2 separate regions of the Homo sapiens genome follow, and region 2 is linked to region 1. Evidence: chromatin loops called from intact Hi-C (ENCODE). Cell type or tissue: dorsolateral prefrontal cortex. All regions are shown on one strand. Links, peaks and the distances in the headings refer to the core of each region. The heading gives the core; the rest is flanking DNA.

Region 1 (2,910 bases), core at 165-2,664:
ATATACCTTATGGTCTACATGGCCTCCTAGGAGTAAGGGCCCTCTGAACCACCAGCCCCAGTGACAGCACGAGAAGAAGAGAGGCCCTCAGCTGCTGGGGAGTCCCTGCCAAACTCAGTCCCCCACCACACTGAGAATCTCCCCCTCCTGAACACTGTTTCCATGCCAGGCTCCCTGAAGAATGGGAGGGGACTATGAGACCGCACTTTGTCATGTACCATCAATAAAGTCCCCTGTACCCAGCCAAAAAAAGTAAAGTGAGCATAAATGATAGTGAAATATATAAAAGTAATTACATAGTGATGAGTTTGGGTTATTTATTACCTTTGTTTTTATTTTATTTATTTATTTTTTAGAAATGAGCTCTTGCTCTGTCACCCAGGCTGGAGTACAATAGTGTAATCATACCTCGCTGTAACCTTGAACTCCTGGGCTCAAGCGATCATCCTGCTTCAGCCGCCTGAAAAGTTGCGATTATAGGTGTGAGCCACCACACCCAGCTCTATAACTTATTTAATGGTAAGTTTATAAAATTTAATTAAATAATGTCCGTGTTCAACAACCAGCTTTTAAAATTCCTTTTTTTCTTTTTCTTTCTTTTTTTTTTTTTTTGAGACAGGGTCTCCCTCTGTCACCCAGGGTGGAGTGCAGTGGCTCGATCCCTGCTCACTGCAACCTCTGCCTCTCAGGCTGAAGTGATTCTGCTGCCTCAGCCTCCCAGGTAGCTGAGACTACAGGCGTGAGCCACCACACCCGGCCAAAATTCCTGAAATGTTAACAATCAGCTCTAGAGGGCTGAACTAGAACCAGTCCATGGGCTTTTAGGCATTCCCTGTGCTGCCTGCATCAGTAACTTAGGCATTTTGGTCTTACACTGGGTTCTACAAATTACGCAGCCAGTCCTCCTGCCAACTCTATGCTGGAATCTGCACGCCAAACCGAGGGCGGGCTTGGGCCTTGGAAATTTCTGAAAGGCTTGAGTCACCTCCCAGGATTATCCCAGGCCTAGCAGCCTTCCACGGAGGAACCCCACCCTGTCCAGAGGAGCCAGAAGGCCTCTCCTAGGAGCCGGGGAGATAGGGAGCCGGGGAGCCCGGGAGCCAGCTTCCCGTGAAGAATGAGTCCACAGCACCATCTGGTGGCACCTGGGTGTCAGGGCTCCTTGGGAGCAAAAGCCAGGATCCTGGGATAAGAATCACCTGCCAATTCTAATGGGGTGGGTAGGGGGAGTAGGAAAAAAATCATCTGCCAAAAGGGGTCCAGCAGTGTCAGAGGGGGGATTTGAGTCAAAGGAGGGTCTGAGGGTGTGGGATTTACCTGCATTCATACTTTGCCTAAGAGCTGCAGGAGACTGTAGAGGCCCCAAGGACAGTGAAAAAACTGAATTTCAGAGAGAAAAAGTGACAACTGCCCATAAACCAGTATTAAAATCTAGCTCTGCTGACTCCCAAACCAGTGTTCTTTCAACATACTGTTTAACTCAACAGATGTCCATTAGCCCTCTACCAGCGCCTAGCATTGTATGAGGCTCTGAGGACAGGGGTAAGGAGGTAAGACAATCATAATCCCTACATGAGGACTTTATGCCTTGCAATGTGCTAGGTGTTTTATTTATTTTCTTTAGTCATTACAACAACCAGAATTAGTATCCCAATGTTAAGGATGAAGACATTGGCCGGGCACAGTGGTTTATGCCTGTAATCCCAATACTTTGGAAAGCCAAAGCAGGTGGATCGCTAGATCCTAGGGGTTCGTAGACCAGCCTAGGCAACATAGCAAGACTCCATCTCTACAAAAAAAAAAAAAATTAAATTAGGCATGGTGGCACATGCCTGTGGTCCCAGCTACTCAGGAGGCTGAGGCAGGAGGATCACTTGAGCCTAGAAGGCTGAGGCTGCAGTGAGCCATGATCATGCTAGTGCAGTCCAGCTGGGGTGACAGAGTGAGACCTGCCTCAAAAAAAAAAAAAAAAAAAGGATGAATATGTTTGATGCCAGAGGTTATGGCAGTGAAAGGAGCCAACGGTCAAGGTACTGGGGTGAACAGATAAGGAAGACCAAAGAAACCCAAGCAAAGGGTCCCACTGAATCCACAGTCACTAGGGACATCATGGGCGAGCACTCTGCTGGGCCTGGGGGTGAGGAATGAGACAAGGTGAAGATAACGAAGGACAGGATGCCTGCAGCTATCATCTGGGTGGGGAGGCAGGACATAAGGTTGGAAGAAGTTAAGACTAGCATGAAATGCACAGAAGCTTGATTTTATTAGACAGCCTTGGGTTCAAATCCGAGTTCTGCCATTTCCTAGCTGTGTTACCTTGAGAAAGTCACCCCATATCTCAGAATCTTAGCTTTTTCACTTTTATTTAAAAAAAAATAATAGAGGCCGGGCACAGTGGCTCATGCCTGTAATCCCAGCACTTTGGGAGGCTGAGGCAGGCGGATCACCTGAGGTCAGCAGTTCAAGACCAGCCAGGCCAACATGGCGAAACCCTGTCTCTACTAAAAATACAAAAATTAGCTGGGTGTGGTGGTGCACGCCTGTAATCCCAGCTACTCAGGAGGTTGAGGCAGGAGAATCGCTTGAACCTGGGAGGCTGAGGTCGCAGTAAGCCAAGATTGCACCACCGCACTCCAGCCTGGGCGACACAGTGAAACTGTCTCAAAATAATAATAATAATAATAGAGATAGGGTGCCATTATGTTGCCCATACTGGTCTCAAACTTCTGGGCTCAAGCAATCCTTCCATCTCAGCCTCCCAAAATGCTGGGATTACATGAGTCACCGTGCCTGGTCACCTTCTTCATTTATAAAATGTAGATTAAAAATAGTTCCCACCTCATTGAGCTTTTGGGAAGGTACACTGTATAAAGTGCTCACCCCAATGGCACCGTTAGATCTGTTAACAGT
Region 2 (2,910 bases), core at 313-2,812, 210 kb before region 1:
TAAGCCACCGTGCCCAGCCTTCTTTTCAGAAAGAAAGTCTGGCTCTGTTGCTCGGAGTACAGTGGCATGATCATAGCTCACTGCAGCCTTAAACTCCTGGGCTCAGGTGATCATCCTGCCTCAGCCTCCTGAGTGGCTGGGACTACAGGCATGTGTCACTATGCCTGACTGCTGTTTTTTTGGGAGACAGTATAACTACCCAGTGGGTTCACCTTACCTGCTGCCTAGACAGAGGCGATTTATGAAGACAGGGGAATTGCAATAGGGAAAGAGTAATTCACGCAGAGCTGGCTCTGCGGGAGACCAGAGTTATATTATGACTCAATTAAGTTTGCCCAGTATTTGGGGATCAGAGTTTTTAAGGACAACTTGGTGGGTGGGGGGAAACCAGTGAGCCGGGAGTGCTAATTGGTCAGGTCACAGATGAAATCATAGGGAGTGGAAGCTGTCTTCTTGCGCTAAGTCAGTTCTTAGGTGTGGGGGGGGGGGGGTCACAAGATCAGATGAGCCAGTTTATCGATCTGGGTGGTCCCAGCTGATCCATCAAGTGCAGGGTCTGCAAAATATCTCAAACACTGATCTGAAGAGCAGTTTAGGGAGGGTCAAGATTTTGTAACCTCCAGCTGCATGAATCCTAAACCATAATTTCTAATCTTGTGGCTAATTTCTTAGTCCTACAAAGGCAGCCTAGTCCCCAGGCAAGGAGGTTTGTTTTGGGAAAGGGCTGTTATCATCTTTGTTTTAAACTATAAACTATAAGTTTCTCCCGAAGTTAGTTCAGCCTCCACCCAGGAATGAACAAGGATAGCTTGGAGGTTAGAAGCAAGATGGAGTCAGGTTAGATCTCTTTCCACTGTCTCAGTCATAATTTTGCAAAGGCAGTATTTTGCCCAGGCTGGTCTCAAACTCCTGGCCTCAAGCAATCCTTCCACTTCCTCCTCCCAAAGTGCTGGTATTACAGGCGTCAGTCACTGTGTCCAGCCCCCTCTTTAATTCTAAAGAAGGTCCACAGTGCTTGGTGAAGGGGTGTCATCATTCTAGAGACAACCCTGGGAGCCCGTGCCATCTGCACAAGTGACATGGTAGCTAGAATCTTAGTTTATTAAGCTGGGCAGGCTGAGTCACTCGTTTCTGCTTTTCCCTCTCCTTTCTCTTCTCCAGACTTATTTCCCGTCTCCTACTTATCTACTGTGGCTTTTTCCTGTGCTAATCTAGCTTTCTTTCTCCCATATCTTCGTTGAGCATCTATATTCAAAAGCCTGCACTTCAGGCCAGGCGCGGTGGCTCACGCTTGTAATCCCAGCACTTTGGGAGGCGAGGTGGGTGGATCACATGAGGCCAGGAGTTCAAGACCAGTCTGGCCAACATGGTGAAACCTCGTCTCTAATAAAAATACAAAAAAATTAGCCGGGCATGTGGCGCACGCCCATAATCTCAGATACTAGGGAGGCTGAGGCGGAAGAATCGCTTCAACCCGGGAGGCAGAGGTCACAGTGAGCTGAGATCGAGCCACTGCACCCCAGCCTGGGCGACAGGACGCCAGTGAGATGCCTCTGGCCAAATCCCACGGGAGTGGTTCCCTGGCATCACGCGTCCAGGCTCCGCCCCGGCCCTTCTCGCGGCTCCCATTGGCTCGGCCGCGGACTCCTGGGGCGCCGACACCTCCTACTGGCCGCCGCGGCGAGGTCAGGGAGCAGGGCACTGGCCAGTCCCAGCTGAGTTGGGAGGTGTCGGGGACGCAAGTGACTTCACAGAGCACAATGTCATAACCTTAAGTAACACCAGACAACTTTTCCTAAAGTGGGGATAAGATAGGCTTGCTCTGTAGGCTGCAGGTCTTAAGCACCTGCGGCGGCATCTGATCGCGCGGATTCGAGTCCCCTCCGCCCCTGAGTCGTGGCGTGGCTTCCAGGTTAGTCATTCCAGTGCACAACCCCCCAAGTCCAACTGTTTTAAATGAGGACGGTGCTGGATCTAGTCGGTGCCTGGCAAATGTGGGCTTTTTATTTTTATTTTTTAATTTATTTTTATATTTTTTTTCTGAGATGGAGTTTTGCTCTTTTTGCCCAGGCTGGAGTGCAATGGCATGATCTCGGCTCACTGCAACCTCCGCCTCCCGGGTTCAAGTGATTCTTCTGCCTCAGCCTCCCGAGTAGCTGGGATTACAGGCGCCCACCACCACGCTCTGCTAATTTTGTATTTTTAGTAGAGACGGGGTTTCACGATGTTGGCCAGACTGACCTGATCTCAGGTGATCCGCCGGCCTCGACCTCCCAAAGTGCTGGGATTACAGGCGTAAGCCACTGCGCCGGGCCAAATGTGGGCTTTTTATAAGGCGTCCACTACACACGACAGAAAAATGCCTATTTCCCCCTATCGCCCCCAGAGTCTAGCTAATCTAGCTTTAGGAGTGTCTGGTAAATCCCAGGCCTCTCCGACGGGGGCGGTGGGGGAAGGGGGGTCTAGCTGTTAGACTGAATAACTTTCCAGGAAAAGTAGTTGTGACGAAAAACAGGACTGAAAAGGAAGAGTTTCTACCCCTTAATCTCGCTCACTGGCATAGTCATCCCTGAAAATAATATATAAAGTCATGGTTTATAGAGGGTTCACTTGCTTGAACGTGATATCCATTGTTTAGGGAGAAAAAACCCAGGCTTTTTTATCTATTTGTTACTTTTTTAATAGACAGTGTCTCACAATGTGGCCCAGGCTGGAGTGCAGTGGCGCAATCATAGCTCACTGCAGTTTTGAATTCCTGGGCTCAAGGGATCCTCCCGCCCCAGCTTCGCTTCCCAAATAGCTGGGACTACAGGCCTGTGCCACCATGCCCGCCTAATTTTAATTTTTTGGGTTTTTTTGGTGGAGGTAGAATGTCACTGATGCCCAGGCTGGCCTCGAACTCCTGGCCTC

The links. A loop is a pair of places that touch in the nucleus more often than their neighbours do. Peaks named below come from ENCODE experiments on the same cell type or tissue, not always from the same donor. Only the 100,000 strongest peaks of a DNase experiment are listed, where the experiment ranks them.
Region 2: a loop joins it to region 1, with 2.0 times the contacts of the local background. A loop is called at or near these places in 6 of 110 quality-filtered maps.

Annotation. Positions count from the first base shown.
Region 1 is chr1:32,399,235-32,402,144 of GRCh38, reverse strand. It overlaps the pseudogene GAPDHP20. Among named protein-coding and RNA genes, the nearest start is that of BSDC1, 6.2 kb to the right of the region's middle. RefSeq lists an enhancer at 1,233-1,352. In dorsolateral prefrontal cortex, for the core only: CTCF peaks have their summits at 927 and 1,136 (motif pointing left); a DNase peak (open chromatin) is centred at 1,114; H3K27ac peaks cover 1,216 bases.
Region 2 is chr1:32,611,045-32,613,954 of GRCh38, reverse strand. LOC102723870 (a long non-coding RNA gene) reads left to right here and starts at 1,465. Exons shown (of 3, transcript XR_426677.5): 1 at 1,465-1,912. RefSeq lists a silencer at 1,570-1,679 and an enhancer at 1,448-1,949. In dorsolateral prefrontal cortex, for the core only: a CTCF peak has its summit at 1,631 (motif pointing left); DNase peaks (open chromatin) are centred at 1,624 and 2,285; H3K4me3 peaks cover 1,635 bases; H3K27ac peaks cover 965 bases.